3 separate regions of the Homo sapiens genome follow, and all the other regions are linked to region 2. A link is a loop called in an ENCODE intact Hi-C map of the cell type or tissue named here. Cell type or tissue: heart left ventricle. All regions are shown on one strand.

The links. A loop is a pair of places that touch in the nucleus more often than their neighbours do. Peaks named below come from ENCODE experiments on the same cell type or tissue, not always from the same donor. Only the 100,000 strongest peaks of a DNase experiment are listed, where the experiment ranks them.
Region 1: it touches region 2 in a loop (4-fold over the local background); 5 of 110 quality-filtered maps call a loop at or near these places.
Region 3: it touches region 2 in a loop (2.7-fold over the local background); 19 of 110 quality-filtered maps call a loop at or near these places.

Annotation. Positions count from the first base shown.
Region 1 is chr3:15,400,796-15,408,795 of GRCh38, forward strand. It overlaps a transcript of METTL6 not described here. Among named protein-coding and RNA genes, the nearest start is that of METTL6, 23 kb to the right of the region's middle. In heart left ventricle, a CTCF peak has its summit at 4,827 (motif pointing left); no DNase peak of the experiment used is centred here.
Region 2 is chr3:14,922,294-14,930,293 of GRCh38, forward strand. It overlaps FGD5 (FYVE, RhoGEF and PH domain containing 5), which reads left to right. Exons shown (of 20, transcript NM_152536.4): 15 at 118-255; 16 at 753-882; 17 at 1,715-1,845; 18 at 3,777-3,905. LOC105376963 (a long non-coding RNA gene) reads right to left here and starts at 1,769. Exons shown (of 4, transcript XR_007095829.1): 1 at 1,684-1,769; 2 at 8-1,055. RefSeq lists an enhancer at 1-1,047 and silencers at 1,892-2,071, 3,349-3,643. In heart left ventricle, a CTCF peak has its summit at 3,539 (motif pointing right); no DNase peak of the experiment used is centred here.
Region 3 is chr3:15,061,273-15,069,272 of GRCh38, forward strand. MRPS25 (mitochondrial ribosomal protein S25) reads right to left here and starts at 4,043. Exons shown (of 4, transcript NM_022497.5): 1 at 3,789-4,043. The coding sequence starts at 3,922. RefSeq lists an enhancer at 4,023-4,202. In heart left ventricle, no CTCF peak of the experiment used is centred here; DNase peaks (open chromatin) are centred at 3,669 and 4,059; H3K4me3 peaks cover 3,130 bases; H3K27ac peaks cover 1,345 bases.

The DNA of each region.
Region 1 (8,000 bases), 480 kb after region 2:
TTGCTTCCTTCTTGTGCGTGAAGTTTTTTCCCCCATATAGCATCTCCATATCCTTTAATAATATTTATCATTAAACATAACTGAAACTATACTTGTGAACAGTTTTGGAGTGATGGAGTGCAATGGCTGGATATCAGCTCACTGCAGCCTCAACCTACCCAGGCTCAGGTGATCCTCCCACCTCAGCTTCCTGAATAGCTGGGACTACAGTCACACACCACCACACCCAGATCAGTTTTGTATTTTCTTCTTTTTTTTTTTTGAGATGGAGTCTCACTCTGTCGCCCAGGCTGGAGTGCAGTGGCGCAATCTTGGCTCACTGCAAGCTCCACCTTCCGGGTTCACGCCATTCTCCTGCCTCAGCCTCCTGAGTAGCTGGGACTACAGGCGCCCACCACCACGCCTGGCTAATTTTTTATATTTTTAGTAGAGATGGGGTTTTACCATGTTAGCCAGGATGGTCTCGATCTCCTGACCTTGTGATCCGCCCGCCTCGGCCTCCCAAAGTGCTGGGATTACAGGCGTGAGCCACCGTGCCCAGCCCAGTTTTGTATTTTCTGTAGAAATGGGGTTTCACCATATTGTCCAGCCTGGTCTCGAATTCCTGGGCTCAGCTGATCCACCCATCTCAGCCTCCCAAAGTGCTGGGAATACAGGCATGAGCCATTGTGTCTGGCCCAGTTTTACAATGTTATGTACAAAGCCTCAAAGGTGAAGGATACAGTGAGCCATGTTCACGCCAAAAAAAAAAAAAAAAAAAAAGAAAGAAAGAAAAAAAAGAAACAGGTCACAAAGTCCCTGCTAATAAGACTGGTTGCGGTAAAGAAGCCAGCCAAAACCCACCAAAACCAAGATGGCAATAAAAGTGATCTCTGGTCATCCTCACTGCTCAAAATACACTAATTATAATGTATTAGCATGGTAAAACACATGCCCACCAGTGCCATGAGTTTACAAATGCCTAGAAGTTACCCTATATGGTCTTAAGTGGGGAGAAACCCTTAGTTCTAGGAATTGCCCGCCCCTTTTCCAGAACGTTCATGAATAACCTACCCCTTATTTAGCATATGATCAAGAAATAACTATAAGTATACTCAGTGGGGCAGCCCATGCCACTACTGTGCCTATGGAGTAGCCAGCCATTCTTTTGTTTCTTTACTTCTCTAATAAACTTGCTTTCACTTTACTCTATGAACTCGCCCCGAATTCTTTCTTGCACAAGGTCCAAGAACCCTCTCTTGGGGTCTGGATTGGAACCCCTTTCCAGTAACACAATGGGTTCATTTTGCTTGCTGCCCAGATAGAGCCAGATCGGGACCTCTTTCCAGTAACACAATGGTTCATTTTGCTTGCTGCCCAGATAGAGCCAATCTGTCAAGACAAGAGAAACTGCACTGGGGAGAGACTTTCATTCACGGCTGAATGAGAGACCAGAGTTTTATTACTCAAAACAGTCTCTCCAAAAATTCAGACTAGGGTTTTTCAAGGATAGTTTGGTGGGCAGCAGGGCTAGGGAATGGGGAGTGCCCATTAGTTGGGTCAGAGATGAGATCTTATGGAGTTGAAGCTATCCTCTTGGGCTGAAGTGATTCCTGGGTGGGGACCACAGGAACAGCTGGCAGGTCTGAGTGGCAGTCGTCAGAAATGCAAAAACCTGGCCGGGCATGGTGGCTTACACCAGTAATCCCAGCACTCTGGGAAGCTGAGGCGGGCAGATCACCTGAGGTCAGGAGTTTGAGATTGGCCTGGCCAACATGGTGAAACCCCCTCTCCACTAAAAATACAAAAATTAAGCAGGCGTGGTGGCACACACCTGTAATCCCAGCTACTTGGGAGTCTGAGACAGGAGAATCACTTGAACCGAGGAGGCGGAGGTTGCAGTGAGCCGAGATGGGGTGCCACTGTACTCCAGCCTGGGAAACAGAGTGAGATTCCATCTCAAAAAAAAAAAAAAGAAAAAGAAAAAAAAAAAGAAATGCAAAAACCTGAAAAGACACCTCAAAAGGCCAATCTTAGGTTCTACAATAGTGATGTTATTGCAGGAGTAATTGGGGAATTGCGAATCTTGTGGCTAATTTATTCGTCCTAAAAAGACACTCTGGCACCAGGCAAGAAGAGGGTTTATTTCAGGAAAGAGCTGTTATCATCATTTCAAAGTTAAACTATAAACTAAATTCCTCCCAAAGTTAGTTCAGCCTAAAGTTAGTTCAGGAATGAACAAGGATAGCTTGGAGGTTAGAAGCAAGATATAGTCTGTTAGGTCAGATTTATTTCACTGTTGTAATTTTCTCACTGTTACATTTTGCAAAGGTGGTTCCAGGACTTCAGGAATATGCCACCATGACTGGCTTTTAAAATTTTTTTGTAGGGGTCTCATTATGTATCCCAGATTGGTCTCCCAACTCCTGGTCTCAAGTGATCTTCTTGTCTTCAGCCTCCCAAAGTGCTGGGATTATAGGTATGAGCCACCATGCTGGGCCTCATTTAATTTATAATTATTTCTAATTAGAATTGACCATTTTGCCCATTTTGTCAGCAGTTTCTTTCTTTCAGGAGTTGTCTCATTTTGCCAGTCCTGATATTTTTCTTATAGATCTAGACATGTTTGGCAACATGCTCCAAGGAGCTACGTGTCATGTTCTCATCTCCGTGGCCATGCCCCAGACCAGAGAATATAATGCCTCCACTGTGAAAATATTCTTTCCAAATGACAGTGACAGTTATGGCACTCACGATTTCCACAGCGTTTCTTCCTCTTTTTCCTTCTCCTGGTTTTCTGAGTGTATTTGTTTTCCTAGTTTATCTTACTCTGGCTGAGTGAACATATGACTGGAGCTGTTTCCCTACCTTCTAGCACATGCGCATGTTACTGGGAAGGGATCCCAATCCAGACCCCAAGAGAGGGTTCTTGGATCTAGCAAAATAAATAATTCAGAGTCCATAAAGTGAAAGCAAATTTATAGGAAAGTAAATGAATAAAGAATGGTCACTCAACAGAGTAGCCCCAAGGGCTGCTGGTTGCCCATTTTTGTGGTTATTTCTTGATTATATGCTAAACAAGGGGTGGATTATTCATGCCTCCCCTTTTTAGATCATAAAGGGCAACTTCCTGACATTGCCATGGCATTTGTAAACTGTGATGGGGCTGGTGGACTGTAGCAGTGAGGATGACAAGAGGTCACTCTCGTCGCCATCTTGGTTTTGCTGGGATTTGGCTGGCTTCTTTATTACAACCTGCTTTATAAGCATGGTTTTTATGACCTATATCTTATGCTGACCTCCTATCTCGTCCTATGACTAAGAATGCCTTAACCTCCTGGGAATGCAGCCCAGCAGGTCTCAGCCTCATTCTACTCAGCCCCTATTCAAAATGGAGTTACTCTGGTTCAAATGCCTCTGACACCCACTATCCCTTCACCCCTACCCTGCACTCCAGCCATAGTGACCCCAGAGTGCCCTGCATCCAGCTGGTACCCATTGAACACAATTTAATGAAATACCACACATTTGAGGAGGACAGGAAGGAAAAGTGAAAAACATCTGATTTATTTTACTTATTTATTTGAGACGGAGTTTTGCTCTTGTCACACAGGCTGGAGTACAGTGATGCGATCTAGGCTCACTGCAACCTCTGCCTCCCAGGTTCAAGCAATTCATCTGCCTCAGCCTCCCGAGTACCTGGGATTACAGATGCGCACCATCATGCCCAGCTAATTTTTTTTTTTTTTTTTTTTAAGTAGAGACAGGGCCTCACCATGTTGGCTAGGCTGGTCTCGAACTCCTGACTTCAGGTGATCCGCCTGCCTCGGCCTCCCAAAGTGCTGGGATTACAGGTGTAAGCCACCTTGCCCTGCCCTTATTTTTAAATTTTTATTTATTTATTTTAAAGACAGGGTCCTGCTATGTTGCTCAGGCTGGAGTGCAGTGGCTGGTTTATTCACAGGTGAGATCATAGTGCACTGTAGCCTTGAACACCTGGCCTCAAGTGATTCTCCTGCCTCAGCTTCCCAAGTAGCTGGGACTACAGGCATATGCTACTGTGCCCTACTAATTTTCTTTTTAATAGAACATTTGGTTTCAGTAGCAGAACTTACTTAAATTTGTGAGAAATGTCTGCTCCCCAATAGAGAACATGGCCCTGCAAAACAGTCTTGGTTTACTCATTTCACAATTTTCCCTTCCTCAGTTGACAACTGTGAAATAGGGAACCAAATGCTATCAAAGATAGCTACAAATAATATCTGCGTGAGGCAGACAATTATCTGTGCTGCAGACCCTTCTCTGCTTTGGCCTTAATTCCAAACAACAGTAAAAGCAAATCCACAAAACCATTTGGGGATAGGAAAGTACAAAGGGGTATTTACTCACAGGAAAAAAAAATTAGGACCCTTCATTGGTGTCCAGCACGTATTTATGCTCCCCAGTGTCCTGGGGGCCTTGCAGACGCCTTTCGAGCCCATCACAGACATTACCTTAAAATGCTTCCCAGATTTAACTGAAAGTAAACACCTTCAGAAGGGAAAGTAGACTGAACATTAGGTAAAAGCACCCTTGCTTTCTAATCTCCAGTGAGGCCAAAATTGATCTTATGAGCTCATAAGTTGATCTAGAAAACACATTTGTAATAAATATTTTCTATGCTCTTCAATGACAATTAAAAAATGGACACTATATAACTAAGATGGGATTGATCTTATGAGCTTTTAAGTTAATCTAGAAAACATTTGTAATAATCCATGCTCTTCAGTAACAATAAAAAAAGAACACTATGTAACTAATTAAGATGGGAGTAGAAGGCCAATAAAAACATCTAATGTCTAGCACCACCTTGTGGTACAACATTCAAATCCCGAGCCCTTACAAGGACCCCAAGATTAAACCTTCTTGAAAAAGACTTGGTTCATGAGCTGCTCTACCATTTCGACCTAACAATATACTTTCTGGAGAAATACAAAATAATAGAAATAACTAACACTTGACTGGTACTTTATAGTAAACCAAGCACTCCCATCTGAATGATCTCACTTAATCCTGGCAGCAGCCCTGCCAGGTACTAGGTACTAAGATCTCAGTCTTAGACATGTGGAGTCTGAAGTTCAAAGAAGTTGGTAGTTTGTACTGGGTAAGTCCTGCACTTGAACCCATTTATTCATATTCCAAATCCTGTAATAAAATTGTATTAGCACTATTGTATGGAGTATGTGTGTGTGTATGTGTATATATATATACACACGCACACACACATCACTATACTATATGTATTAATATATGTGAAAAGTTCAAAAGAAACATATAGTACTATATAGGATATTTTAATATAATATAGTATTTATACTATTTTTTATAGTACTGTTAGCCAGTACTCACTACGTTTCCGGCGACTGTTTTCTGGCTGTGAAGACAAGGCAATATTGGTTGACTCTTTGTAGTCTATATGATTCCACACAGTTTGCTACTAAACCAACCATGGTCTTGCTTTCCTAGTCCCTAAGCACCCAAACGTGGGAGAACCTGATCCTCTGTTGTATTAATTTAGGGTGCACTGATGGAAATGTGTCCAGCGAGAATGAACACAAGAACCTAGAGGCAATGAGACTGAAGCCATTTTTAGGTTTGGCCTTTAATATGCTTGTGAACCAATCTACTGGCTCATAGTTAAAATACTGATGGACTGGGTCACCTCATTAATTTAACAAGAAGTACATTTTACAATCAACATATCTTAAAGTTGGCAGCTGCCTGGGCCCACTTCCAACCCTGACCCAGCCATGAAAAAAAAAAAACAAACAGTTATATATATATATATATATATATATATATATATATATATATATAGAGAGAGAGAGAGAGAGAGAGAGAGAGAGAGAGAGAGATGGAGTCTCACTCTGTTGCCCAGGCTACAGTGCAATGGCATGATCTTGGCTCACTGCAACCGCCACCTCCCAGGTTCCTGCCTCAGCTTCTCGAGTAGCTGAGACTAAAGGCACCATGCCTAGCTAATTTTTTGTATTTTTAGTAGAGACAAGATTTTGCCATGTTGGCCAAGCTAGTCTCGAACTCCTGACTTCAGATGATCCACCTGCCTCAACCTCCCAAAATGCTGGGATTACAGGCATGAGCCACCACGACCAGCAGTTAATCTTAATGTATCTTAAATATATGAGAGGCCACTTGCTCAGTGTCAGAGGTCGGCATGTCATTAAACCAGCTTTAAATATTGTTTTTATTGTTTATTTTTTGAGACAGACTCTTACTCTGTCACCCAAGCTGGAGTGCAGTGGCACAACCTGGGCTCACTGCAACCTCCACCTCCCGGGTTCAAGTGAGCCTCGGCCTCTCAATTAGCTGGGACTACAGTGGACTACAGACATGCACCACCACGCCCAGCTAATTTTTGTATTTTTAGCAGAGACAGGGTTTTAACATGTTGGCCAGGCTGGTCTCCAACTTTTGGCCTCATGTGATCTGCCCACCCCAGCCTCCCAAAGTGCTGGGATTACAAGCATGAGCCACCATGCCCAGCTTCACCTTTAAATATTCTAAATGAAAACTTTTGCAGCCTGGCTTTATGGGGGTTAGAATTTGGGGCATAATTACTCCTGTGGGTAGAGACAACTCCAGGTTGTGTTTGGAGGAAACTGTTGGCCCCATTCACAGGTATATGCCCAGCCAACCACTGGCAAAGGAAGACGACTTCATCAACCTGTTTTGCTTTCTCTGAAGTCATTCTTACTTGTCTCTTGGCCGGATGGTCTGCCCAATAGCTACCCTTCTAAGGGACAATAACCTAGACCTCCTGGTTCCTAGATTCACATCAAACCCTCCACTGAGAACACTATTGATGGAAAACTGACCGAAGGACCAACAGCCCGTTAGTCTTCTAGGGATTCTAAACCCATCTAGACCAGCCCCTTTCAGTCCTCTTCATCCACTTATTTGACTAGTCCTTTGGGGGTTATATCTATGTTAAGCTATATTATCAGAAACAATGCTTTGATACTTGTGTTTATTATTGGTAAAACTGTTAAGTTTGCCATGTTGTAGTGTTCTCTTTATGGGAACTAGAGGGAAAGGTTCCTTAGATCTCCAGATTAGGGGTAGCTGCCTCAGGTTTATCGCATGGAGTCTGAACTTGATCTTGTTTCCTTCTTTACACTGACAACTAGGAAGCAAAATCTGTTATTTATCCTTAAGTGTATAAGACCTGCTGTAATGCAGTTTGTGTGGATAAGATTATTTTCCTGGCCTCAACTTTTATTTTCCTTTAGCCCAATTTCCCTACTTAAAATCGTGTAATTTTTGTATTTTTGTAAGTTGTCCTTAAACTTTTTTGGGGAGAATTTTAAAAATAGAAGAAAAACTACTCTCTGGTGTTAGACTTCAGAATAGAGGATATCCTTGTGGGGACAGTGACTGGAACGAGACACAGGGGTGGCGTGGGTTCTGGGGTGCCAGTCATGCTGGACGCGTCATACAGGTATGTTCACTCTGTGATGTCAGTGAGCTAAATACTTATGATTTGTGCACTTTTCTGTATGTATGTTAAGCTTCTATGTTCAAAAAATGAGGACTGAGGGAAATGATACTCACGTGCCATATATATGTACTTCCTTTAATCCTCTGAACACTTTTAAGTTAGTAGTTATCCCCATTATAAAAACGAGGAATGTGAGGTTCAAACAGGTTAAGGAATGAGGCCAAAATTCCAAATGACTTCTGATAACAAAAGCACAGGCTTATCCTACTACACTACACTGCTCCTTGCTCTTTTTTTTTTTTTTTTTCAATTGGACACGGGGTCTCGCTCTGCACCCATGCTGTAGTGCAGTGGTGTGATAATGGCTCACTCCATCGCTACAGCCTCCAACTCCTGGGCTCATGGGATCCTTCAACCTCAGTCTCCCAAGTAGGTGGGACTACAGGCATATACCACCATACCTGGCTAATTTTCTTATTTTTTTCATAGAGATGGGGTCTTGCTACATCACCCAGGATCCCAC
Region 2 (8,000 bases):
CACTCACCCACACATCACACACCCTGCACAGAGACGCAGGGCAGGGCTCACTGGGCTCTGCATCTGGCTGGTCTCCTGGCCACATTCCACATTACTCAGCCAATTCTGTTGCTGCAGATACGAGAGAGGCTGGGGGTTAGCCTTGGGGAGAGGCCCCCCACCCTGGTGCCTGTCACACACGTCATGATGTGCATGAACTGCGGCTGCGACTTCTCCCTCACCCTGCGGCGTCATCACTGTCACGCCTGTGGCAAGGTGAGTCGCTGCATCTGGGGTGAGTGTGTGCATGGGGGTGGGGTGGGGGAAGGGCATGTCCCTGCCCAGCCGGGGGCTCAGGGATGTCCAGCAGCTACTGTAAGCCCCAGAGTGAGGCATGTTCACACCAACCCGAGAGGAACAGATTGCTAATTCCCATTTTATAGATCATCAAACCAGAGCTCCAAGTCCCAGGCCTCTTCCACACCACCACGTTTTCAACAGAAAACCGTAGCATACGTGGCTATTGTGCTTGGAGAAAAAAGTATCATGTAGTGGTTAAGGGCGCGGGCTCATCAGAAAAGCAGATAGGCGCTGGCTCAGAAACAAGATGAAGCCTTGCCGGAAAAGTAGGGGACACGCACAGCTCCATGATCAGAACCTGGGGCTCCCTAGGGGCAGTTGTGGGTGGATTAGCAGAGGGAGCGGAGGGGAGGGGTGCAGGTCTCCTTTGCATGCACTGAGAGGGGTGAGAATCTTCCCACCTGGGCCTGCAGATCGTGTGCCGGAACTGTTCGCGGAACAAGTACCCGCTGAAGTACCTGAAGGACAGGATGGCCAAGGTCTGCGACGGCTGCTTCGGGGAGCTGAAGAAGCGGGGCAGGGCTGTCCCGGGCCTGATGAGAGGTAACCTGGGGACCACTTGCCTTCTTCCAAGTGGCCTGGTGGCTTCTCCCCAGGCTCCAGTGGCTTCTCTGTGGTCCATGGTTCATGCCTGAAACCGCTTTCCCTGGAGGGAGTTATTCACTCCATGGAGGGAGGAAACAGAGGTTCGGGCACCATTTTCCAATATGTGGATTCTGTGGAAAATTGATCGGTGTCCCCAGAAGAAGAGCTCTGTGGGTAGCTAAGCTTAGGAATCAGTGTGTGTGTAAGGGGACAGAGGCAGGGAGCTCCTGTGTCCTTTACCATAGAGGCCCTCTTGTCAAGTATCCTATAGGCCTGTGCCTGTAGCGCCTTTCTGGGACTAAGGACTATATAAGCGTGGCAGCAGAGGAGCTGGGGTCAGGGAGGGGTGAAGCTGTTCCACACAGGAGCCTTGGGAAGCTGAGCCGGCCCCTGAGAGACCTGGTCAGTGCTGAAGGGACAGGCCTTGCCCAAGCAGGGTCAAGTTCCCAGGAAGGAGAGCAGGTGTATCTTGGGCCTAAAACTAAAGTCTTTCCCTGGCCTCCACTCCACGGGGCTGGACTAAGGTCATCAGAGAAGACAGCCCAGTCCCTGCTACCTGGAGGCCTGGAGGTGAAGGGCTGTCCAGCGCCCTGGAAAAGCGTCCCCTCCCCAGCCCCCATAGCCTTTGTCTGTTCCTGCAGGAGGGAGGGAGGAAGAGTGCTTGACTTTCAGGTCCCACTTAACCCCCATGGCTCACATTCCTAGAGGGATTTTACAGGAATCAGTGTTCCAAAGACAAGCCGCAGGCACGCCTCTCACCTCCCTTCCATGTGGCTTCTTTCAGTTACAGAGCGGCCTGTGAGCATGAGCTTCCCGCTGTCTTCACCCCGCTTCTCGGGCAGTGCCTTTTCATCCGTCTTCCAGAGCATTAACCCCTCGACCTTCAAGAAGCAGAAGAAAGTCCCTTCAGCCCTGACAGAGGTAAAGCAGGCAGGGCTACCCAAGTGGGAAGTAGGGCATTTGGAAGGTTCATGGTCATCCTGGGTAGACGGAGTCAGACCCTGCCCTGTCCCAGCCTGACCAGTCTCTTCCAGACAGAGCATTCCTAATGGAAGCATCCCAGCTACGAGGACCGACTTGACAGTGATGGTGCTAGGCGACATCTTTCCCATCCTTCTCTCTACCTCTCCCCTCCTCCTCTTTCTTTTCTCTCCTTTTTCTCCTGCCCCATAGCTTAGATCTAGTACCCAAGCAGACTGCACAGATCACGGGGGCTCTTCATTCTAAAGGAGCCAAATTCCTGTGTTGGTCCTTCCATGTCATCCCCTCATCCTAGGGGTCCCAACCCGGCTCAGGTGTTGACGTCCCTGGAGGCCATGGGCTCCGCAGGAAACTTCAGAACTGGCTAAACTCAATTGTATCCCACAAATAGGACCAGATTGTATGTCTGTATTTCCATTCACAACCACAGACCAATGTATGTCTGTGAATACACAAGGAGTCCACAAGTGTGATCAGCTGCTTCCAAGTTAGTCCATTAATATCAAGTAGCAGGTAGCAAGGGTTTAAAAAAGTGTTAGGGAATGGAAAATTTAAATAGGTACAGTTTTATCCATTAACTTGTTCCTTTTGCAAATTAAAAATCTTGGAAATCACACATACGGCCGGGCGCGGTGGCTCACGCCTGTAATCCCAGCACTTTGGGAGGCTGAGGTGGGCAGATCACGAGGTCGGGAGATCCAGACCATCTTGGCTAACACAGTGAAACCCCATCTCTACTAAAAATACAAAAATCAGCCGGGTGTGGTGTCATGCAGCTGTAGTCCCAGCTACTCGGGAGGCTGAGGCAGGAGAATCGCTTGAACCTCAGGGAGGTGAAGGTTGCAGTGAGCTGAGATGGCGCCACTGCACACCAGCCTGGCGACACAGCAAGACTCTGTCTCAAAAAAAAAAAAAAAAAAAAAAAAAAAACACATACATGGTTAAACATTTTTCCCAAAAAAGTACAAAACAGCACATATGATGAAAAGTGAGTTTCTCATCCTTCCCAGCCTCCCTCAATCCCACTGCCATCAAGTTTCTTATGGAACCTTGTGGAAATTTTCATGCACATACATAATACAGATGTACATTCATAGATCTTCTTTTTCTACCCAGAAGACAACATATTATACAGAATCTCTTCTGTTTTCTCCACTTAATTTGTCTTAGAGATCATTTCATAATCACATATATGTATAAACCTCACATTTTTTACATTGCATTCCTCTTTTACTAGTAAGGAAATTGAGACTTAGAAGAAGTCAGCAAATTGCTCATCATTAACCACCTAGTAATTGGTAGAGCCTGAATGGGAAATCCAGGTTGGTATTAACTCCAAGCCTGCGTTCCTCACCACATAAAGCCTGTGGACAGAATACTACTACCCCCCGCCACCACAAAGAGTAGTAATAATAATAAAAGGACTTAACGCTGCACACACCCCACTAGGCAGGAGACTATAATACCTTTTAGGCAACAGTACAAAGAGGATCCCTCCCTAAATGTGAGGAAGAGATAAGTTGAAAGTGCAAGAGTTAATTTTAGAAGGAAGAACCTTTCGCCGAAGTACCTGAACGAAGTTTCTTGAGTTGAGGGGCTTAGGTTGAGAGGGAACCAAGAATCTGAAAAACCACTAGAGGGCAGCATCAGCATTCCCAAAGTCAGCTGGGTCCATTCATTAAATCCTGTTTCTCAAAGCATGAAGCACTATCTTGCTGACTTTGGTACTGGATAGATCCTGAGACCTTATCCAGTGTCAAAGCAGTATAAGTAGTCAGCCAAATGGTTTGCAGTGTCATTTTGAATTGTGCTCTGTTTGAACTGTGCCTGACCACCGGGGTGGGCTGACCGCTCTGCTTCCCTCCTGCCAGGTGGCTGCCTCTGGAGAGGGCTCTGCCATCAGTGGCTATCTCAGCCGGTGTAAGAGGGGCAAGCGGCACTGGAAGAAGCTCTGGTTTGTCATCAAAGGCAAAGTTCTCTACACCTACATGGCCAGTGAGGTAGTAGTGATCTGCACTCTCTCCCCTCTCCTCTCTCCTGTGAAATGACCCCCTGGGGCCTGCACACATCCTGTCACTTGCAAAGCTGTGTGAGTCCTGGCTGCTGAGCCAGTTCTGGTGGCAGTCAAGTCTTTAGTGAGCAATGCCATGTGCTCAATGTTGCTGTGGCTACACAACCACATATCACTTCAAAATCTAAGGAATTTGCAGTTTCTTTGTGGATATAAGAAGGTACGGACATGCCAAGCTGTGCCGCAAAGTGTTTAAATGGCACAGGCCCAGCATCTAGGACAAAGATGGAACAAGCCAGCCATGCCACAAAAGAAAACACCTTCCTACTGTCTGCTTAGATTGCTTGGGGCAAAATTCAGCAGTGTGGAGGAAGCTACTCCCTTTTTGTCTGTCCATTTCTTTTATAGGGTAACTCTAGTAATTCTTCTAAAGAAAACTGAAATCTATATTTTATAGAATATCTTACTTTAGGTGAGAGAGCCTTGGAAATCAAGCTTACTTCCAGAGTAGACAGATGTGTGGCCATGGTTGTGTAGCAGGGTGCTGTCTGGCCCTGACCCAGGCTGAACCTGTTGGATAATGTGAAACATTTCTATCTCCATGCTTCACCAGCTGGTGGCTTCTAGGTGGTCAGGCATAGTTTCAGCTTTGAAAATGGGAGTTAAATGTATTCTGACGAGCTGCAGAGGGTGGGTGCTTTGCTCCACTGGGATATGCATGTCAGGGCTGGCTCTTCTCCCCTGGCCACAGATGCTAGCAAATGTGCAAAAGGCACTTCCTTCTTTGGGGCATGAAGCTTCCCTCTGGAAGGACCTGCAACTGTGAAGGTTGCCGTGTGCCCATTCCCAGGGATCACAGAGGATGGCTTTCTAGAAGAAATTGCTTTGGAGCCATACTTAAACACTTAGCAAGGCCCCACATCTGTTTACTCTAAGCAAAGCAGGCAGACAGGGGATCTGCCATAGGCCTGAGCGGCTTGGGTACCCGGTAAGCTGCACCCCACCCTGAGGGGCCTTTGCCTGTGTCCACAGGTGGGGTCTTCCACACTGTGGGGGATTTTTATCTTTCCAAAACAAACTGAACAGTTGTCATGGAAGTGACAGCATAAGCTTATTTTAAAAGGTGGATTTAGGGGCCTGGCATGGTGGTTCACGCCTGTAATCCCAGGACTTTGGGAGGCTGAGGATCTCTTGAGGCCAGGAGTTCGAGACCAGCCGGAGCAACATAGTGAAACCCTATCTCAACGAAAAATAAAATGAATGAATGAATGAATGAATGAATGATGGACTTAAGTATGACTCCAAAACAGTTTCTTCTAGAAAGAGGAATTTACATAATTTCTCAACCTGTTCCAGCGATGGAATAAAGCTTTCAAATACCATCAAAGAAAAAAAGGTTCTGATGAAGTGGATAGCTGGTTTGCACTGTCTACACCACTGTGCACCCCTATCATGTACCCTGAGGTGGCCCAGAGCTGATGCAACTTGCTATTTAGTAACAGTCCTGGGAAAAAGCGACTATCAAAAATACATAGGAATCTTTATTTTTTCCAACATTTTCTGTTTGTTTCAAGACAGGGTCTTGCTTCGTTGTCCAAGGCTGGAGTGCAGTGGTGTGATCACTGTTCACTGCAGCTTTGAACTCCTGGACTCAAGCCATCCCCCCCAGCTCAGCCTCCCAAGAAGCTGGGACCACAAGTGTGTGACGCCAGGCCTAGCTAATTTTTTTTTTTTTTTTAATTTTTTTTTTTGAGATGGAGACTCACTCTGTCACCAGGCTGGAGTGCAGTGGTGCAATCTTGGCTCACTGCAACCTCCACCTCCCGGGTTCAAGTGATTCTCCTGCCTCAGCCTCCTGAGTAGCTGGGACTACAGGCGCCCACCACCACGCCCAGCTAATTTTTGCATTTTTAGTAGAGACGAGGTTTCACCATGTTGGCCAGGATGGTCTCGATCTCTTGACCTCATGATCCACCCACCTTGGCTTCCAAAGTGCTGGGATTACAGGCGTGAGCCACCACACCTGGCCAATTTTTTTATTTTTTGTAGGGGCAGTCTCACTATATTGCTCAGGCTGTTCTCGAACTGCTGGTCTCAAGTGATCCTCCCACCTTGGCCTCCCAAAGTGTTGGGATTACAGGTGTAAGCCACTGTGCCCAGCCTATTTTTTTCAACATTTTATTCTTTATTATATTTATTGTTTATAAATATTTTCAAACATAAAGGAATGTTGAAAGAATTTTACAGTGAACTAGCCGGGCATGGTGGCTCATGCCTGTAATCCCAGCCCTTTGAGAGGCTGAGGCAGGAGGATCACTTGAGGCCAGGAGTTAGAGAACAGCCTGGCCAACATGGCAAAACCTCGTCTCTACTAAAAATACAAAAATTAGCCAGGGATGGTGGCACGCACCTGTAGTCTCAACTACTTAGGAGGCCGAGGCAGGAGAATCGTTTGAACCCGGGAGGTAGAGGTTACAGTGGGCCAAGATCACACCATTGCACTCCAGCCTGGGCAACAGAGCAAGACTGTCTTAAAAAATAATAATAATAATTTTACAGTGAACTATCATATGACCATTAACTGGATTGTACAATTAACATTTCCTACATTTCTTTTATCAAGTACCTATCTATTCATCCTTCTATACCTTTTACTTTTTGATGTTTTTCAAAATATACTTAACCCTATGAATTCAATGTTTTTGTACCTTTTTTTTGCCTTTTGAGGTCTAATTTATATATAATGAAGTGCACAAATCTCAAATATACTATTTGGTGAGTTTTGATTAATGCACACACCTACAAATTGCCACTATCATCCTGTCCCCAGAGGCAACACCCTGTTCCAATTCTTTTCCACCATAGATTAGTTTTGCCTCTTGATCCTCAAACAGATGGAATCATGTGTGACTTCCATTAACCATGATGTTTTTGAGATTCATTTATGTTGTTGCATATAGCAGTAGTTCACTTCTTTTTAAGGCTGAGTAGTCTTCCATTTTGTGAATATACCAGTTTTGTTTAGCTGTTCACCAGTCAAAGGACATTTGGATTGCTTCTAGGTTTTGGTGATTATGAATAAAGCTGCTTTAAACATTTTCATACAGGTTTTTGTGGGAACATAAATTTTTATTTCACTTGGGTCATTACCTAGGATTGGAATTGATGGATCATAAGGCAGGCATATATTTGGTTTATAAGGAATTGTGAGGCCTTTTTCCAAAGTGGTGTGCCATTTTACACTCCCCCAACAACGTGTGTGAATTTGAGTTCTGGTTGCTCCACATCATTGCTAACACTTGGTGTTGTCAGGCTTTAAAATTTTAGCCATTCTGGTGGGGAGTGTTGAGGTAACTCAATGTTGTTTTAATTTAGATTTCCCTAGTAACTACTGATATTAAGCACATGATTGCTTTCATGTGCTTATTGGCCACTCATATTTCCATTTGAGAAGTGTCTATTCAGATCTCTTGTCCACTTTTTTTAAAGTAGGTTGTACTGTGATTAAGTTATAGGATTTCTTTCTGTATCCTGTATACCAGGCTTTTGTCAGATAAATGTTTTACAAATATTCTCTGCCTGTCTGTGGCTTCCCTGTTCATTTTCTAATGAATGAATGAATGAATCTTTTGGTGAACAGCAGTTTATAACTTTGAGGAAGTCTACTTTGTCAGTGTTTCCTTTTATGACTGTTGCTTTCTGTGTGCTAAGGCATTTTTGTCTACGCAAGCTACAAAGTTATTTTCCTCTATTTTCTGAAAGCATTAATGTTTTAGCTTTTACTTCTAGGTCTATCTCAAATTAATTTTTGTGTGTGGTATGACATGGGAGTTGAGGTTCCTTTTTTTCATTATGGATATCCAGTTGTTCCAGCACCATTTGTTGAAAAGACTTGCCTCTCCCTATTGGATTGCTTCAGTGTCTTTGTTAAGTCTCAAATGATTGAATAAATAGAGGTCTATTTCTGGACTTTCCATTGTGTTTCATTCATATATTTACCAATCCTTATGCCAGTACCAAACTGTCACAAATACTGTAACTTTATAGTAAGTCTTGAAGTCAGGTTGTGTAAGTCCTCCAACCT
Region 3 (8,000 bases), 140 kb after region 2:
CTGGACTGTACTGCTGCCATCTCGGCTCACTGCAACCTCCCTGCCTGATTCTCCTGCCTCAGCCTGCCCAGCGCCTGCGATTGCAGGCGCGCGCTGCCACGCCTGACTGGTTTTCGTATTTTTTTGGTGGAGACGGGGTTTCGCTGTGTTGGCCGGGCTGGTCTCCAGCTCCTAACCGCGAGTGATCCGCCAGCCTCGGCCTCCAGAGGTGCCGGGATTGCAGACGGTGTCTGGTTCACTCAGTGCTCAATGGTGCCCAGGCTGGAGTGCAGTGGCATGATCTCGGCTCGCTATAGCCTCCACCTCCCAGCCGCCTGCCTTGGCCTCCCAAAGTGTCCAGAGTGCAGCCTCTGCCCGGCCACCACCCCGTCTGGGAAGTGAGGAGCGTCTCTGCCTGGCCGCCCATCATCTGGGATGTGAGGAGCCCCTCTGCCTGGCTGCCCAGCCTGGAAAGTGAGGAGCGTCTCTGCCCGGCCGCCCATCGTCTGAGATGTGGGGAGCGCCTTTGCCCCGCCGCCCCATCTGGGATGTGAGGAGCGCCTCTGCCCGGCCGCGACCCCGTCTGGGAGGTGAGGAGCATCTCTGCCCAGCCACCCCGTCTGAGAAGGGAGGAGACCCTCCGCCCGGCAGCCGCCCTGTCTGAGAAGTGAGGAGCCCCTCCGCCCGGCAGCCGCCCCGTCTGAGAAGTGAGGAGCCCCTCCGCCCGGCAGCCGCCCCGTCTGGGAAGTGAGGAGCGTCTCCGCCCGGCAGCCGCCCCGTCCGGGAGGGAGTTGGGGGTCAGCCCCCGCCAGGCCAGCCGCCCCGTCTGGGAGGGAGGTAGGGGGCTCAGCCGCCCGGCCAGCCGCCCCATCCGGGAGGGAGTGCGGCGGGTCAGCCCCCCGCCCGGCCAGCCGCCCCGTACTGGGAGGTGAGGGGCACCTCTGCCTGCCGCCCCTAATGCGAAGTGAGGAGCCCCTCTGGCCCGGGCCAGCCGCCCGGTCCGGGAGGGGAGGTCAGGGGGTCAGCCCCCCGCCCGGCCAGCCGCCCCGTCCAGGAGGTGAGGGGGCGCCTCTGCCCGGGCCGCCCCTACTGGGAAGTGAGGAGCCCCTCTGCCCGGCCAGGCCGCCCCGTCCGGGAGGGAGGTGGGGGGTCAGCCCCCCGCCCGGCCAGCCGCCCCATCCGGGAGGGAGGTGGGGGGGGTCAGCCCCCTGCCCGGCCAGCCGCCCCGTCCAGGAGGTGAGGGGCGCCTCTGCCCGGCCGCCCCTACTGGGAAGTGAGGAGCCCCTCTGCCCGGCCACCACCCCATCTGGGAGGTGTGCCCAACAGCTCATTGAGAACGGGCCATGATGACAATGGCAGTTTTGTGGAATAGAAAGGGGGGAAAGGTGGGGAAAAGATTGAGAAATCGGATGGTTGCCGTGTCTGTGTGGAAAGAGGTAGACATGGGAGACTTTTCATTTTGTTCTGTACTAAGAAAAATTCTTCTGCCTTGGGATCCTGTTGATCTGTGACCTTACCCCCAACCCTGTGCTCTCTGAAACATGTGCTGTGTCCACTCAGGGTTAAATGGATTAAGGGCGGTACAAGATGTGCTTTGTTAAACAGATGCTTGAAAGCAGCATGCTCGTTAAGAGTCATCACCACTCCCTAATCTCAAGTACCCAGGGACACAAACACTCTGCCTAGGAAAACCAGAGACCTTTGTTCACTTGTTTATCTGCTGACCTTCCCTCCACTATTGTCCTATGACCCTGCCAAATCCCCCTCTGCGAGAAACACCCAAGAATGATCAATTGAAAAAAAAAAAAAAAGAAAGTTAATAATGGCAGGAACCTTGAGTTGAGCAACTGCTGTATATGCCAGACACTTTGCTAGGCACCTGACTCTCCAACCCCAGAAGGTGGGGTTTTACAATTTAAGGAAACTAAGGTCAGAAGTTAAGTAAACTGCCCCAGGTCTAACTGGGCTGATTAGTCTGGCCTTCGATCACACTGTTCTGTCACCATCAAATTCACCCTGAGGCTTGGGGACCACTTGTTCAGGGTAGAACACCTGGCAGAGGTGAGTAAGGACTTGGCCCTCAAATACTAAATAAGGCACCTTCCCATTGCCCCCAGCAGGTACCCAAAGACTGGCTGGACCGGTCGCAGGCACTTGGGATGGAGGTAGGTCCCAGTGGGGCAGCTGAAGGGCTGAGGGCACATGAACAAACAAGGGCTGGGGATTGGGGGAGGACTGCGGCTAGCCAGAGCAAGGCAGACAGACTCCAACCCACGGGTACAAGATCACAGAGGGCACAGGTGGCACAGGCCAGCCCCTACCACCAGGAACAAAGAAACAGTGAATGGCTGTTTGTATCCCATTTACCTAGAGGACATTAAAATATCTGAGAATGTAAGTAAGAGGCTCACAGGCTTATTTTGATTGGCTGGCCATTTAAAAGCCAGAGATTTACATAAAAACCTAGATTTCAGCTTCTTGACAAATGAGAAATTCTCCACGGAGCCCACAATGCCAAACAGTGAAGGGCCCTCTGGATAGGGCATGTGCTCTCCAGCTCGCTGCGGGCCGCACCGAGACCCCCACCCCTTCCCATTATCTGCCTGGCAGTTGCCCGGGGACAAAGGTGTGCACAGTTGTGCAGTAGGTTATGAAGGAGTATCTGGGTGCCCATACACCCTAAGACCAAGACCAAGTCTTCCAGGAAGCCATCAAGCCAGCTGATTCCAGGCAAGCAGGTCCAAGTTATCAGATTCACCTGCGCAGAGCAAATGGCTAGGAAGCGGCTTCCGGATCTCTTGAAGGGCCATGCAGTGAAGGTCCGTCACCAAGGGGACCATGCCCCACAAGAAGTTGCTCCCCGCCCCCACGCCTCATTTTGATCCAACATACACCCAAGTCCCAAAGTTTCTGCGGGCTAAGGCTGCCTCCTCCATCACTGCTGAACTCCCAGCACACAGCACACAGCCTAGCACTCAGAGTGTACTCAATAAATGTAGACTTCATACCTGCAGAGCCTAAGGCACTGCTTAGGGCTGCCTCAGGGTCAATCCAAACCTTTCACTTGCCAACTGCCATTCAATGAGTCCCTACTCTGCTCCAAGCTGAAAGACATCCTAGGCGTTCCCTACAGTTCCTTCTAGTCGGGGTAGGGTCTGCCGCTGCACAGCTGACATAATTAATCACTTCCTTCCAAACCTTGAGTCCCGAAGGAAGCGGCCACACTGCCCGGCTCACCGCTCACCGGCTGGCATGGTGTCTCGTGGAGCTGCAAGTTACTTAACCTCTCTGTGCGCTTCCCCAGCCTTAGAGTGGGGATAAGCTGGGGTTTCTCTAGGCATCAGAAAAAAGAAAGCGCGAGAAGCATTCAGAACTGTGCGAGATATGATCAGTGTTCGCCGCTGTTATTTCTCTCATTTTATCCTCAGATTCGTCCTGGGGTGTCACCCCCGTCACCCCGAAAGGATCTGCGGCTGCCCCTCCCCAGCGCTTGCCTTGCTGGCCAGAGGGGCCAAGGGAACTGGTGGCCTCCCTCGGGTCAGCCTCGCCCACCGCGCCGGAGGAAGGAGATCCAGGAGTGGGGTTCTTGTCCTCCGCCCCCCAAACCTCGTCACGACTGCAGCCGGCCCGGCGGGGGCCCCGCCGTCCGCCTCAGTCTGGACCTCTGTAAAATGGGGGTAACAGCGCCGACCTGGGGGGCCCGCCCCGGGGATGAACGGCCGCCCAGAGCGACTCGGGACCTCACGTTACCAGCAGGCTGGCACGACTAGCAGGTTACGGCTCGCCAGGCGGCCGGGGCTGCGACTGACCTGGCGCCCTCGCCCAGCTCCCCATGCGTGTTGTAATTCACTGTCATGACCTTCACGGAGTCCTTGAACACCACGTTCCCCTGGCTCAGATATTGCAGGGTGCGGCGGATGGGGAAGCGGCCCTTCATGGGCATGGCGGCAACGGTGGCGGGGCCGACCCCACGGGCCGCGAGCCGAGCAGCGACGAGAAAGGACTAGCTAGCACCCGCGCGGATCTCACGCGGCTTCTCCCCAGAGCCAGGTTCCACTTCCCGCGCAGACGCACAGGAGACGCTTCCCGGCGGGCAGCGCACGCCGCGGAGCACTCTGGGACTTGTAGGCGGCCTTCGACCCGGCGCGGCGAGAACCGGTGTGTGCAGCTTCGCTTTAGGACGCCTTCCCCTTGGAAGGTTTAGGTTGTCGCGTCCTGTAAATTAGTCATTTCCCCATCCACCCACGGGAAAATATTTTTACATAGGCTAAAAGTCAGACATTGCAATAAGAAATAATCAGGAAAGCTCAGTTTGGATACCAAGTCAGCTGATAACGTCCTATTGAACGTATTGTCCATTTTTCTCCCCAAACATCTCCAGTTTTATCATGAAGAGTTCAAACTGCACTTTCTGACGTTGACTTAAACTTCTTAGCAAAAGAAAAAAAGATGGTTTGGGATCAATTCCTTCCTAAATTCAGCCACTTAACTCAGGACCTCAATTTTTTCGTAAACAAACTATGGGTGAGATGTATTTCTAGGGCCAGGCGCGGTGGCTCCCGCCTGTAAACCCAGCCTTTGGGGAAGCCGAGGCGGAAGGATCGCTTGAGGTCAGGAATTCGAGACCAGCCTGCCCAACATGGCGAAACCCCGTCTCTACTGAAAATACAAAAATTAGCCTGGTGTGGTGGCAGCACCTGTGGTCCCAGCTACTCAGAAGACTGAGGTGGGAGGATCGCTCGAACCCGGGAAGTTGCAGTGAGCCGAGATCGCGCCACTGCACTCCAGCCTGGGCGACAGAGCAAGACTCCCTCTCAAAAAAAAAAAAGATACATTTCTGAAGTACTCTTGATCTGAAAGGTATTTCTCCTTCTCTTTTGAAGAGTGATTTTGCCAGATTTAGAATTCTAGGTTAGTGTTTTTCCTTTCCCTCCCTCCCTTCTGGAGTGCAATGGTGCTATCTTGGCTCACCGCAACCTCCGCCTCCCAGGTTCAAGTGATTCTCCTGCCTCAGCCTCCCGAGTAGCCGGACTTACAGGCATGCGCCACTACACCCAGCTAATTTTGTATTGTCAGTAGAGACGGGGATTCTCCATGTTGGTCAGGCTGGTATCAAACTCCTGACCTCAGATGATCCGCCCGTCTCAGCTTCCCAAAGTGCTGGGATTACAGGCGTGAGCCACTGCGCCTGGCCCTGGTGTTTTTCTTTCAACAATTTAAATAGTTCACTCCACTCTTTTTTTGCTTGCATGGTTTCAAACAAGTAATTAAATGCAATTACATTTATAGGTATGATGGCTTTTTCCTTTAGCTTCTTTCAAATTTTCTCTTGGTGTTTGGTTTACGGGGTTAGAATAAGGTAATGCAGATCTGTAGATGTTTTGTATTTGTCCTGCTTGGAGTCCTCTGAGCCTCCTGGATCTGTGATTTCATGTCTGTCATTAATTTTGTAAAGTTCTTAGCCATTTATTAGTTCAGGTATTTATTCTTCACTCTTTTCTCTTTCTAGTATTCAAGTTAAATGCATTTTATGTCTTCTGGAATTGCCTCATAGTTCTCGAATGTTCTGGCGGGGTGATGGAGGTTCTCTTTGCATTTTAGTGGGGAAGTTTCTGTTGACCTATCTTCAAATTCATTTAATCTTTGGTTATGGACAGTCTACTGATAAGCCCATTAAGGCATTTTTCATTTAAGGTTTTAACTTCTAGCACTTCCTTTTGATTCTTAGGGTGTTTGTTTGTTTGTTTTGAGACAAAGTCTCTGTCACCCAGCCTGGAGTGCACTGGTGCAATCTCTGCTCACTGCAACCTCTACCTCCTGGGCTCAAGCAATTCTCCCACCTCTGCCACTTAGCTGGGACTACAGGTGCACACCACCATGCCTGGCTAATTTTTTTTTTTTTTTTTTTTGAGACGAAGTCTCGCTCTGTCACCCAGGCTGGAGTGCAATGGCACTATCTTGGCTCACTGCAACCTCTGCCTCCCAGGTTCAAATGATTCTCCTGCCTCAGCCTCCCAAGTGGCTGAGATTACAGGTGCCCACCACCACACCCAGCTAGTTTTTGTATTTTTAGTAGAGACAGGGTTTCACCATGTTGGCCAGGCTGGTCTTGAACTCCTGACCTCGTGATCCACCCGCATTGGCCTCCCAAAGTGCTGTGATTACAGTCATGAGCCACTGTGCCCAGTCTAATTTTTGTATTTTTAGTAGAGATGGGGTTTCACCTTGTTGGCCTGGCTGGTCTCAAACTCCTGACCTCAAGTGATCTGCCTGCCTCAGCCTCCCAAACTGCTGGGATTACAAGTGTGAACCACCACACCTCGCATGATTCTTAGTTTTCTTATGTCTGTTTACATTACCCATCTGTTCTTGTATGTTGTTTACTTTTACCATTAGACCCCTTAACAGACCACATTTTAAATTTCTTGTCTGATAATTCCAATATCTGAGTGTGATTCTGATGTTTGCTTTGTTTCATCTGATTGTTGGGTTTATTTTTTTCCTTGCCTTTTAGCATGCTTATAATTTTTTTGTTGAAGGTAGAATATCCACTCTATTGGGCCATAGGAACTGGGGTAAATAAGCCTCTAGAATGAGAACTTATGTTAATCTGGCTCAGAGTTGAGAGCTGTGTTTAATGTTTGCCATAGCTGTAGGTGTCAGAGGCTTCCAGTTCCTCTAGTGTCTTTGTGTTTATCTCCTCTTGCCTTTGGGCTTCCCTCGATATTCCTCCTGAGAGAGTCCGTGTCTTGCAGCTCTTCCAGGTATAATTCACTGTTACTATCCTGGAGTCCTGTTGATGTGGTGGAAAAACATGGGGGAGGTGAAGCATTCTATAATCTTACGATTAAATCTCAGCATTTTAGTGGGCTTGTGTCCTTGGGCTGTGACCTACACAAGTGTTCTTTCCTTTTTTTTTCTTTTTCTTTTTTTTTTTTTTTTTTGAGGCAGTGTCTTGCTCTATCACCCAGGCTAGAGCGCAGTACAGTGGCGCAATCACAGCTCACTGCAGCCTCTACTTCCCAGGCTCAAGCAATTCTCCCACCTCAGCCCCGAGTAGCTTGGACTATGGCATGTGCCACAATGCCTGGTTAATTTTTGTATTTTTTGTAAAGATGAGGTTTTGCTATATTGCCCAGACTGGTCTTGAACTCCCGGGCTCAAGCAATCTGCCCACCTTGGCCTCCCAAAGTGCTGGAATTACAGGCGTGAGCCACCGCACTGGCCCACAAGTGTTTCTTAGTTCCCCTTTGTACCCCCTTACATGACCCAGCCCTCCTCCAGATGGATAAGGCTCTGTGAAAAAGTGCTTTCCTCTGGGGAATAAGCTTTATTATGGAGAAGGCTCTGATTACAAAGATGATTCTCCCTTTCCCCTGCCAGAGTCACCAGAGGGTCTTCCTCAGCTCTTCACCAATAGAACCAAGTAGGGTAAAACCCAGGAAAGCGTTGGGGGTGAGGGGGAGTTGCTCCCTCCCATGCTAGTCCACACTCAACCTCCAGCAGTTCATCAAAATTACCATTTAAGTTTTCCTACTAGCTATGGCTCCCGTGGCTTCTGCTCCAGGCAATTAGATCTTGCTCACTCTCTGGACTCACCTCTCTCTAGATTTTGGGATGGCAGTTTGACCTGCACACTCAGCTCTCTAATGGGACCAAGAAAGGCCAATGCTTTTGAGTTTGCCCAGCTTTTTCTTGTGGTAAGGATAGGATAACTTTCAAACTCTACGTGTCTGAGCTAAAACCAGAAGTGCTTTCTGAAGTATTTTTACAACTACGCTAGGCTTCCTGAAGAGTTAGGCAGAAGTTTTTCATCTTAAAAGTCCACAGGAGGCACTTGCTAGGGATGAAACACCCCATTCCACATTAGAAACATGGGTGTCCACATACAACACAATCTAGGGCAGCTTGGGTTTTGCAGTCAGACAGACCTAGGCTGGAAACCCAGCAGTGCAACCCTAAGCAAGCTTAACTTCACCACTCACTCATTTCTGCATGTGTAAATGGGTTGTTGGGAAGAC